Linked DNA regions of Homo sapiens: regions 2 and 3 are each linked to region 1. A link is a contact called in ENCODE Hi-C or POLR2A ChIA-PET data. All regions are on one chromosome and are shown on one strand. The core of a region is the stretch at or near the end of the contact, and the rest is flanking DNA. Distances in the headings are between cores, read along the strand shown. Region 1 holds the start of SQSTM1 (sequestosome 1). Region 2 holds the start of TRIM41 (tripartite motif containing 41). Region 3 holds the start of TRIM7 (tripartite motif containing 7).

Region 1 (3,520 bases), core at 457-2,956:
AGGCCTCGGCCTCGCGTGGGGGCAGGGCGGCCGCTGGGGCCGCAAGGCGTGCGGGGAAGGGCCAGAGCCGGGTGTCCACCCCAGCTTCCCAAAGACTCCCTCTTCTGTGCTTCCTTCTCCCCTCCCCGCCCCCCCCCCAGTCTCTTCACATGCCCCTAGCCCCCGCGGAAACTTCCCGCGATCCCAAACGGGCCAAATGGCGAGAAAGCAAAGGAGCTCCTTCTTGGGGGTGAGTGGGGCGCCTTGAGCGCTTCCTCAAAGCTATGTTCCCAGAGCCACAGGCCTTCCTTGTGTCCCTCACCCTGCTCAGACCGGGCCATAGCCGGGGGCTGGGGCAGGAAAGCCGGCCCTCGGCGGGGGCCACGTGGCTCTCAGGCGCCTGGGCTGCTGAGTCACGCTTGGCCAGCACCTGTCTGTAGGCCACAGCCTCTGCCAGCACGCCCCTCTGTGTCCCCTGCCCCTGTCTGCAAGGCAGTGGCTCCAGCAGGCCCTGGGGCATTTTCCACTCTCCACCGCCGGATGCAGGGAGAGGCCTGAACCCTCTCCACAGGGCTGCTCTGGGCAGGGTGGAAGCCTTGCCCACTTCGGAGCCCTCCGGGAAGGATCATTCACACCTGTGGACCAGCCCCTGCTGTGCGCACACCCACACATCACCTTCGCACCTGACTGGCCCCATCCAGCCACTCTTGCCTCCCTCTGGGTTTCCTCCCCTGGGAGGTTTCTCCAGCTCCTGCAAGCCCTGGGCTGAAATGGCATGAGTTGGACCCAGCAGGTTCTGACCTCCTACTCACAGGACCTTGCCTGGGAGGCTCCAGAGGGTGACCACTCGTCCTGCCCCTCTCCTTGCCCCAGTTCTGGCGGACAGGTTACTCTGGTGGCATAAAGCAGTGTTTCTTCCTTCCTAGCTGAGGAGGCTGTTGGCTGACCCCCTTGGCTGCCCACAAGGCCAACGGGCCTGAGCCCCCACAGGGCCATGGGCATTACCTGCTGAATTGAGGAGCCCATAAGGAGTCACTTGGACCACAGTGAACACTTGGCGACCACTGACACTCAGGAGACCTTAGCTGGTCCTCCAGCACCTCTCAACTCCACTCCTACTAAACTGGGAACTTCTCTGGTGCTCAGGCCAGAGTCGGGGTCCGTCACCGAGTATGCTATGCGCTGCCCATCACCGAGGATGCCATGCGCTGTAAGAGGGCTGCCACCGCGGCAGGCTGACCATGGCAGGGTCGGAACAGCAACCTGAGAGCCAGCTTGTTCTGGCCAGCAGTGCCCACTGGGCGACCTAGCAGCCTCCTGATATGGGGGCTGTGTCCCCCTCTCCCTGCACTGGGTACCCCCAACTGAGGATATTGCTGAGTCATGGCCAGGCCCAAGCCTGGGAGGGGCGAGGGGCTGGACCCCCGCCAGTACCCTGATCCCAGGTGCAGAGGCTGGAGCCCAGGCCTGTATGAGTGCCAGGGCCGGTTTCCTGGGGTCCTTGGTGCACCGGGGCAATGAAGAGAGGGGTCAGCAATGAGGGGGCCGGGAGACCTGGAGCGAGGGGTAGCGGGGAAGGGGAGAGTAGTGAAGGGGCCTCTGCAGGGCGGCTCTCGCGCCGCGACGACGGTGGCGGGGGCGGGGAGGGCGCGAGAGACTCCGCCCCTCTCGAGGCGGGGCGGGGCCTCCGCGTTCGCTACAAAAGCCGCGCGGCGGCTGCGACCGGGACGGCCCGTTTTCCGCCAGCTCGCCGCTCGCTATGGCGTCGCTCACCGTGAAGGCCTACCTTCTGGGCAAGGAGGACGCGGCGCGCGAGATTCGCCGCTTCAGCTTCTGCTGCAGCCCCGAGCCTGAGGCGGAAGCCGAGGCTGCGGCGGGTCCGGGACCCTGCGAGCGGCTGCTGAGCCGGGTGGCCGCCCTGTTCCCCGCGCTGCGGCCTGGCGGCTTCCAGGCGCACTACCGCGGTGAGCGGGCCGGGGAGCGGCGGGGGCGGTGACGCAGGCCGGACACGGCCTCCTGCCGCGGGGTGGCTGCCCCCTCCCTTCTCGGCGACGCCTGGCGGGCCGTGAGGGGGTCTGCGCTGGCTGCTCCCTGGATGGCGGTGGCCTGCATGGGTCCCCAGTTCGGCCATGGGAGCCGGCCTGGTGACTGGAGTGGTGACCAAGGCCGGGACCCGCTGCTCAGCGTCGGCCCCCTGGGGCGGTGGAGCCCTGCCGGCCGGGGGCTCGAGCCTGGGGGCGTCAGACGCCCCGCTCCACCCCCCGCGCTGTTGGGGATTTTGGCAAGGACGCGCCGGGGCGAACGCTCTGGCTCTCCGCGGGCACTGGGTGGTCAGGCGGGCACTCGGGTTACACTGACACCTTGCTGCGCCAGGTGGTGGGTTCAGATAATGCCCTGGAGGAGCCGGGCGAGCGCCGGCGAGGGGAGGGAGTGACGCGGGTAAACAAGCGCGGGGGTGCGGGGGACTCGCGAGCGCCGCGACAGCGCCTGGGAGAAGGGCACGGATCGCCGGCGGAACGCTCCGAGCCAGGTCGAGTACAGATGTTTTCCCATTGGCAAGTGGACGAGAACGTTCTTCAGAAGTGTTGGTGTTGGCACAGAAGCCCTGTTTCCTGCTGCGCTGGTGTGACCAGTGGCTGCTGGGGGTGGGGTTAGGGAGGTGGTTGTGGCCAGGAGGGCGGGAGGTGGCCAAGGCCGGCCCCTGGGAGGGTGCAGTGCTAGGACCTCCCTCTGGAGCGCTGCCAGCATACCAGGCCCTCTCCTATTCTTAAAAAAAAAAAAATTGTGATGTTATTGAGCTGTAACTGAAATAAGGGTTCACCCATTTAGTGTACAAGTCAGTGGTTTTCACTATTTTCATAGGTTTGTGGACCATATTCAGTGTGAGAGCTTTTCATCACCTTATAAACGCCATACATACCTTTTATCACCCTCTTATCCACATGCCCCCAGCAACCTCCTTTCTGTATCTATTCATCTTGCAATCCTGGACATTTCATGTAAATAGAATCAGACAATGTAGTCTTGCAAGTGGTTTCTTTCACTTAGTGTAATGTGTTCAGTGTTGTGGCACATATCAGAACTAGTTTTTTTTGGAGGAATAATATTCTGTTGTGTGGACAGGCCATGTTTTGTTTACCTGTTCATTAGTTGACAGACATTTGGGTTGTTTGCATCTTTGGGTGCCTCACCTGTGCCCTCGGTGGATGGCGTGGTTTGGTCTGCACAGCTGTGCTTTAAAGCCATTTCAGCTCATATGTATCTGTCACAAATGGAGACTACATACAAATACGTGTCTTTCAGCTTTGTTAGGGAAGGAAGCAGGCAGATGCCCTTGTCTTCTCCTTTACTCCCAAGCCACTAGAAGTCTAAGGCCTTTGTGGGGCTGGGCCCCTCAGGAGCAGGTCACAGGCAGGGATCTCCCACAGTTGAAGACGGACATGGGCCTGGTCGGATGGGGAATGAGGTGGCACGTTTCTGAAAAGGCAGCTGGCCCAAGGCTAAATAAGTGCAGCAGCCAAAGCTGCTGCCCCTGTGCACA
Region 2 (3,520 bases), core at 720-3,219, 1.4 Mb after region 1:
CTCTATTTATGTATGGGGGAAACGTGGAGGCTGGTATTTGTGGGGCAACATCTCACAAAAATAGACTCTTAAAGTCAAGAGCATAAAAAAGAATATACGGAAGACAAGTGTCTCATATGACACAAAGCATCTTTCTTGACAGGGAGTCGAAAGCAGGTCGTAGCGAGACAAAGGCGGAAGCCTAACCACTAAATCTCCCAGTAAAGTGGGAGTGAATCAGATAGGTTTTGACGCTCACGAACGCCTGGGGTCGTCCTGCGGTCTCACCCCAGTTTCGATAAACCACATTGTTCCCTCCAGCACAGCAAGTCTCACAGCAAGACGGGGGCAGGCCGTCTGGTAAACATAAAATGCCTAATATGTGCTGCCCGTGGGCGAGTGGCCTACAGCAAAGGGTCATGCATGCACGATAGCCCGCGGTGCTGGCCTGCAGGAATTGGTCCACAGGTACCCGCCTCTCATTCTTTCTTTGAGAGTTAGCGAGGGTGCAAACGTTGTGAGAATTCTGCTCGGGGCCTTCCACACACGGATCGGAGAACACCAGGTTAGTCCAAGTTCTAACACCCACTGTTGGTGAATCTGCTACCCACTAGGTCTTGGTACAGAGAATACCATTTGTGCACTTAGGTAACACAACTTGCCTTAACCTTTCCAAAAAGCGAAATTACGCCCAACGTGGGGCTCGAACCCACGACCCTGAGATTAAGAGTCTCATGCTCTACCGACTGAGCTAGCCGGGCGGCCATGTCTGTATTCTAACTTTGTCTCTGAAGATGGAGGTTACCCTCAGAGGTGTAAGCACGTTTCCACTGTGCAAATACTAAGAAGCGCCTGCGCCTGGCTCTGTTCTAGGCACTAGAGCCGAGGATCTGAAATCTACGGATTCCTGTACATGTGATGGCTGCATAGGCTTCAGAAGGGAAGAGCAAGAGATTAGGTGAGGGGCGAGACCTGAATTTACTTGAGTAGTGCTCTCCTTCAGTTTTGCCCCAGTCCGTGTTCCTCCGAAGCGCAGGGACACACATGTCCTTCCTGCCACGTAAGGCCGGCCTCGGGAGAGAATCTCCCGAACAGACCAAAACGTGTTTCCGCCCGGTTTCGAACCGGGGACCTTTCGCGTGTGAGGCGAACGTGATAACCACTACACTACGGAAACCACCTTGGCTACTTTCCTGCCGGCATCGTCCTGAAGACACACACGGCTGAGACGGCCGGGATAGCTCTAGGCAAGCGCCCTTGTAGGACAGGCCCGGGGACCCCTGCCGCGGCCGGCTGAGCGGTGTCCAGGTTCTGGAGCCGGACTTGTCCACCGCAGCCGAGTCCGCAGGTCCTGTAATGGCCTAGCATAGTTCACCCACGAGGGTTCGTGGTTTTTGGCGCGTTTGATCTGACATACTCAGAGGCCTGACCACCCCCCTAGGAAGCGCGACGTCCATCTGGAGTTTTCCCGCGAGCCGCCTTGAGAGCAGGGTAAGTTCTGCAGGCCCAGCCCTGGCGTCACGCTGTGTCTGGCACTCACTGGAGATTCTGTACATAAATCATGGCCCCGTCATTTTTCTCGCATCAAACAACATTTATTTATTTATGTATCGACATCAAATCTCTATAAAAATAAAATTTAAAGAGCTATTTAAGCATCAAGTATTATTTCTACCGCACAAAGCATCTATTTTTGCAGAGATGCTGTGAGAATGTAGATGTAATGATTCGTCACCACTTCTTCACTGCTGGGCAGTTAGGGAAGTTCATCTAAACCATGAGACAGTGTCCGGTTGGCAGTTTCTACCTCGGATGCGAAACGCCGACTACAGTTGGGGAAGGGTGGGGCGTCTGCTGCCCTAACCCGCGAAGCGCTTTCTCAGGCCCCGCCCCCGGTCCGACCCGGACGACCCTCTGAGTCCTCCACAACGAAGTCGTCTGCCTAGAAGGGCCGGAAGTACTTCAGGGCGCGCCGCGGACCCACCCCCTCGCTTCCGGCATCGGCTGTGGGGAGTACCGGCTGCAGTCGGCTGTGCCGGGAGGGTAGGATGGCGTCTGGCCGATGCGGTGATAGCACCGAAAGCAGACGGCCGCCAGGCGCTCCCCCTACCCCCCGAAGTTTCTCCCCAGCGGCGGGGGATGGGGGTAGGCGGTTCCTCTGTTCTTTCTGCGTTCCCCGCGGCCTCTTACCACAGAGACGCGGGCCTCCACCGTCCTAGCCCTCCCGCCCTGTTCTCTAGTGCGGACTAGAGCGTCTCCTCGCCATTTCCTGTCGCCCTGGGGCCCCGCGGGGAAAAAGGGGGAGTAGCAGGACAGCGGAGGGAAGTCGCGAGCTTAGGTGGTGTGTAGACGCCGGAAGTGTTGGGAAGGAGGCCGGAAGCTAGGGGCGGGGCCAGGAAGTGAGGAGGGGCGGGGGTTTATGAGGAGTCCAAGGGAGCATTGGGGCAGACTTGTACTCAGAGCCACCTGAGGGACTTGGCGGTGGCGCCCAGCACTGTCCCCTCCCCTCGTAGAGACACGGTTGTCGTTTGGGAGTAGGGAACACTGTGTTGGGGTGGGTTGTCGGCAGGACATCTCTCTGGCTGCTCTTGGGGCGAGGTGTGGAGGGGCAGGGCTGGGGGTGGAGCCGGGTCGCCAGGGCGTCGGTAGGGAAGACCCCCGCCCCTCGCCCCCCCACCGAACCTCTACACTGGCTGGCTGGACACTAAGATGGCTGCCGTTGCCATGACACCCAACCCTGTGCAGACCCTTCAGGAGGAGGCGGTGTGCGCCATCTGCCTCGATTACTTCACGGACCCCGTGTCCATCGGCTGCGGGCACAACTTCTGCCGAGTTTGTGTAACCCAGTTGTGGGGTGGGGAGGATGAGGAGGACAGAGATGAGTTAGATCGGGAGGAGGAGGAGGAGGACGGAGAGGAGGAGGAAGTGGAGGCTGTGGGGGCTGGCGCGGGGTGGGACACCCCCATGCGGGATGAAGACTACGAGGGTGACATGGAGGAGGAGGTCGAGGAGGAAGAAGAGGGTGTGTTCTGGACCAGTGGCATGAGCAGGTCCAGCTGGGACAACATGGACTATGTGTGGGAGGAGGAGGACGAGGAGGAAGACCTGGACTACTACTTGGGGGACATGGAGGAGGAGGACCTGAGGGGGGAGGATGAGGAGGACGAGGAGGAAGTGCTGGAGGAGGTTGAGGAAGAGGATCTAGACCCCGTCACCCCACTGCCCCCGCCTCCAGCCCCTCGGAGGTGCTTCACATGCCCTCAGTGCCGAAAGAGCTTTCCTCGGCGGAGCTTCCGCCCCAACCTGCAGCTGGCCAATATGGTCCAGGTGATTCGGCAGATGCACCCAACCCCTGGTCGAGGGAGCCGCGTGACCGATCAGGGCATCTGTCCCAAACACCAAGAAGCCCTGAAGCTCTTCTGCGAGGTAGACGAAGAGGCCATCTGTGTGGTGTGCCGAGAATCCAGGAGCCACAAACAGCACAGCGTGGTGCCATTGGAGGAGGTGGTGCAGGAGTACAAGGTGAGAGAAGTACAGAGAG
Region 3 (2,576 bases), core at 77-2,576, 1.4 Mb after region 1:
TCCGGCAGCCCTACCCCTAGTCGTCTCCTCTACTCTCCGCCCCCCCACCAGGAAGCCCCGTGGCTGGGAGAGTTGGAGCAGGATGGGCCAGCAAGGAGAGACTGGGGACTGCCGCCCGAGCCTCCCCGCCCCGCCCTCACCCCTGCACACACCCTCGCTGAGGCTCAGCGAGAAAATAGCAAAGAAAGGGCCCCCAGAATCGACAGCGTTGGCACAGTCAGACGGCTCTAGGTGCGCGGCTTAACCCGGGAGCCCCCTCCCTGGACATCTTGGCGAGGTCCTCTCACTCAGTTCCACGAGGTGGGGACTTTGAGCAGAGCCCGCTTCGGGGAAAGAGATAAGAGTGGGGGCAGCGGCTGCGTGGCTGTGCCGGAGACTTCCCGCGGGCAGAGAGCTGCGGAGACGCAGACCAGGCTAGAGGCTCCGAACAGACAGGAAGAACATCGCCAAGTCCGTGGGGGACGTCGCGCAGGCGGCCCAGTATCTGGCCCAGAGGGAAACGCAGTGGGGGTGGGGTGGGGGTATTGGTGATGTTGGGGGTGACAGAGAACCGCGCTCAGCCCGGGAACCAGCGCTGGGCTTCCTGGAATGGAGAAAGAAGGGAGGGGCTCACCCGGGCCTCCTGATCGACAGGCTGTTCTCTGCACCCCGTGCGCGGGAGCGCGGGACCAAGTCAGGGGGTCCCGGGGACCCACGGGGTGGGTGGGGGCTGCGCTCACCTTGGCCTCCTGCACCGCCTCGTCCAGCGGCAGCACGGCGTGCTCGCGGTGCTCGCGGGCGCGGTCGCACACCACGCAGATGGCGCGTCCGTCGTCCTGGCAGTAGAGCTTGAAGGGTTCGCCATGCTGCCCGCAGCGGGCAGCCGCTGCCCGGGCCGCGGCCGCCTGAGACCCGTGCTCTCCCGGGGCAGCCGCGGGCAGGCTGAAGCGCCGCAGGAGCGTGGCCACTGCCGCCAGCTGCCGGTTGGGCCGCAGCTGACTGGGGCGCGCGGGCTCGCGGCACTGCGGACAGGGCAGTGGGAAGGGGGGCGCGCGGGTGGCGGCCCCAACAGACCCCGCGCCCGGGCGCTCCCAGCAGCGCCCTATGCAGGCGCGGCAGAAGCTGTGGCCGCACTCGACGGACACCGGCTCACGAAAGAGCTCTAGGCAGATGGAGCACGTCGCCTCGCCCTGCAGCTCTGCCGCCAGCGCTAGAGCCTCGGCGCCGGTTCCGGGGCCGGTCCGCGGTCCCACAGCCGCCATGCGCGCTCTCCGCGCACCCAGATCTGGTCGCGCCTGGGCGGCCACTGGACCTCACAGGACGCGGAGCTGGGCGCCGAGGGCCCACTGGGAGAGGAAGGGCGGGGCTGCCACTGGGCAGGCAGAGACTCGAGCCCGGGGCGCGCCCGGCTGGGAGCCGGGAGGGGAGGCGCACGTTGACTACGGGCCATTCAAGTGCGGGACAGCGCCCTGCGCCCCGGATCTGCGCTCCACCAGCCCCCGCCCTGGCCAGCGGCCTCTCCCCCTCGCCCCCGTCCCTCAGACTCTCCAGGCCGCCCCAGCCTGACCCAGTCAGCCGCGGGAAACGGGCCGCGACAGGTGGGCGCACAAATGCTGCCAGCGCCACTCCCGGTTTCCGACCGAGGCCGACCCAGCATCGCCGGGGCAAGGGCCTGGCGCTCGGGCCACGGTGTCAGGTTCCGCCAGCGCAGGTTCGCCCCGGCCCTGTGCTGAGTTAAATTTAGAGACTGGAACCTGGTCCTGTCCCCTCACGCGCAAGCGTGGCCTTGTATCCATTCCATTACCTTTTCTGCGACTGTCCTCCGGCTTCTTTACTCTTTACTTAGTATTTGAACAGATAACACATTTATAATTTCCCATTGTATTCAGTATTATTCCCCCCCCACCGCACACACACACACACACACACACACACACACAAACCTCAGCGCTCTCTTGTCCCCCAGCTGTCTCCACAGCCCCGCAGCAGAGCTGCCTGTGTTATCCGCTTCCACACCCTCTCTCCTCGCTCACTCTGGAGGCCACTTGGATCAAGCTTTCGCCCGCACCCTCCTCAGAAACCGCCCTTGCCAATGTCACCGGGAACTTCAGCAATTCTCACCCAAAGGCGAAGACCTCGCCTCACCTCATCTGCCCCCGGATGCTCCCTCCTTCCCGACTTCCCTTCTCAGGGCCTTCCAGGACCCAGTGTCCCCGATCTTCTTGCTGTTCCTGAACCCCGTGGCCTCTGCGCTGGCTGTTCCCCTTGCGTGGACCTCTTTTCTCCCACCACCTGCATGCTCCCTCCCACCTCATTCAGGTCTTGTTTCAAACGTCTCTGCCCACGAAGCCCGCCCCGAACGCGCACACTGTGTAAAGTCGTCTCTTAGCGCGCTCCCTTCTCAGGGCCGGCTCTGTGCCCGCACTCTATCTCCTCTGGAATGTCAGCTTTCAGATGGACTGTACTAGGTTTGTTCACGGCTGAATCCTGTTTTTAGAGCAGTTCTTGGCAAGCTCAGTAAGGTTTTCTTGGATTAAACTTGGTTCGAAATTCAAAAGAGGAGCCGCAGTTCACGGTGGAAAGTAGGCCCATCGCCT

The links. Hi-C counts contacts between places; a loop is a spot of excess contacts on that map. ChIA-PET counts read pairs that join two places held with the same protein, here RNA polymerase II (POLR2A). Pooled maps may share reads with other maps.
Region 2: a map of naive thymus-derived CD4-positive, alpha-beta T cell shows a loop between it and region 1 (19-fold over the local background). The contact joins the promoter of TRIM41 here to the promoter of SQSTM1 in region 1. A Hi-C loop is called at or near these places in 1 of 168 maps with a recorded cell type or tissue (naive thymus-derived CD4-positive, alpha-beta T cell), 1 of 37 single-sample maps with no recorded cell type and 8 of 50 pooled maps. POLR2A ChIA-PET finds 5 or more read pairs at or near these places in 1 of 52 experiments (H1).
Region 3: a pooled map shows a loop between it and region 1 (6-fold over the local background). The contact joins the promoter of TRIM7 here to the promoter of SQSTM1 in region 1. A Hi-C loop is called at or near these places in 7 of 50 pooled maps. POLR2A ChIA-PET finds 5 or more read pairs at or near these places in 3 of 52 experiments (GM10248, OCI-LY7 and endothelial cell of umbilical vein).

Annotation. Positions count from the first base shown.
Region 1 is chr5:179,819,199-179,822,718 of GRCh38, forward strand. SQSTM1 (sequestosome 1) reads left to right here and starts at 1,707. Exons shown (of 8, transcript NM_003900.5): 1 at 1,707-1,943. The coding sequence starts at 1,739. RefSeq lists enhancers at 1-688, 1-41, 442-601, 1,209-1,918 and silencers at 32-211, 1,512-1,761, 1,872-2,131, 2,142-2,321.
Region 2 is chr5:181,221,312-181,224,831 of GRCh38, forward strand. TRIM41 (tripartite motif containing 41) reads left to right here and starts at 1,970. Exons shown (of 6, transcript NM_033549.5): 1 at 1,970-3,501. The coding sequence starts at 2,689. It overlaps TRK-CTT2-3 (tRNA-Lys (anticodon CTT) 2-3), which reads right to left and starts at 740; the gene lies at 668-740. It overlaps TRV-CAC1-5 (tRNA-Val (anticodon CAC) 1-5), which reads right to left and starts at 1,156; the gene lies at 1,084-1,156. It overlaps MIR4638 (microRNA 4638), which reads right to left and starts at 1,322; the gene lies at 1,255-1,322. RefSeq lists silencers at 549-758, 1,009-1,238, 2,509-2,718 and enhancers at 1,969-2,198, 2,866-3,520.
Region 3 is chr5:181,203,870-181,206,445 of GRCh38, forward strand. It overlaps TRIM7 (tripartite motif containing 7), which reads right to left and starts at 1,327. Exons shown (of 7, transcript NM_203293.3): 1 at 720-1,327. The coding sequence starts at 1,241. RefSeq lists silencers at 586-655, 696-1,025, 1,286-1,605.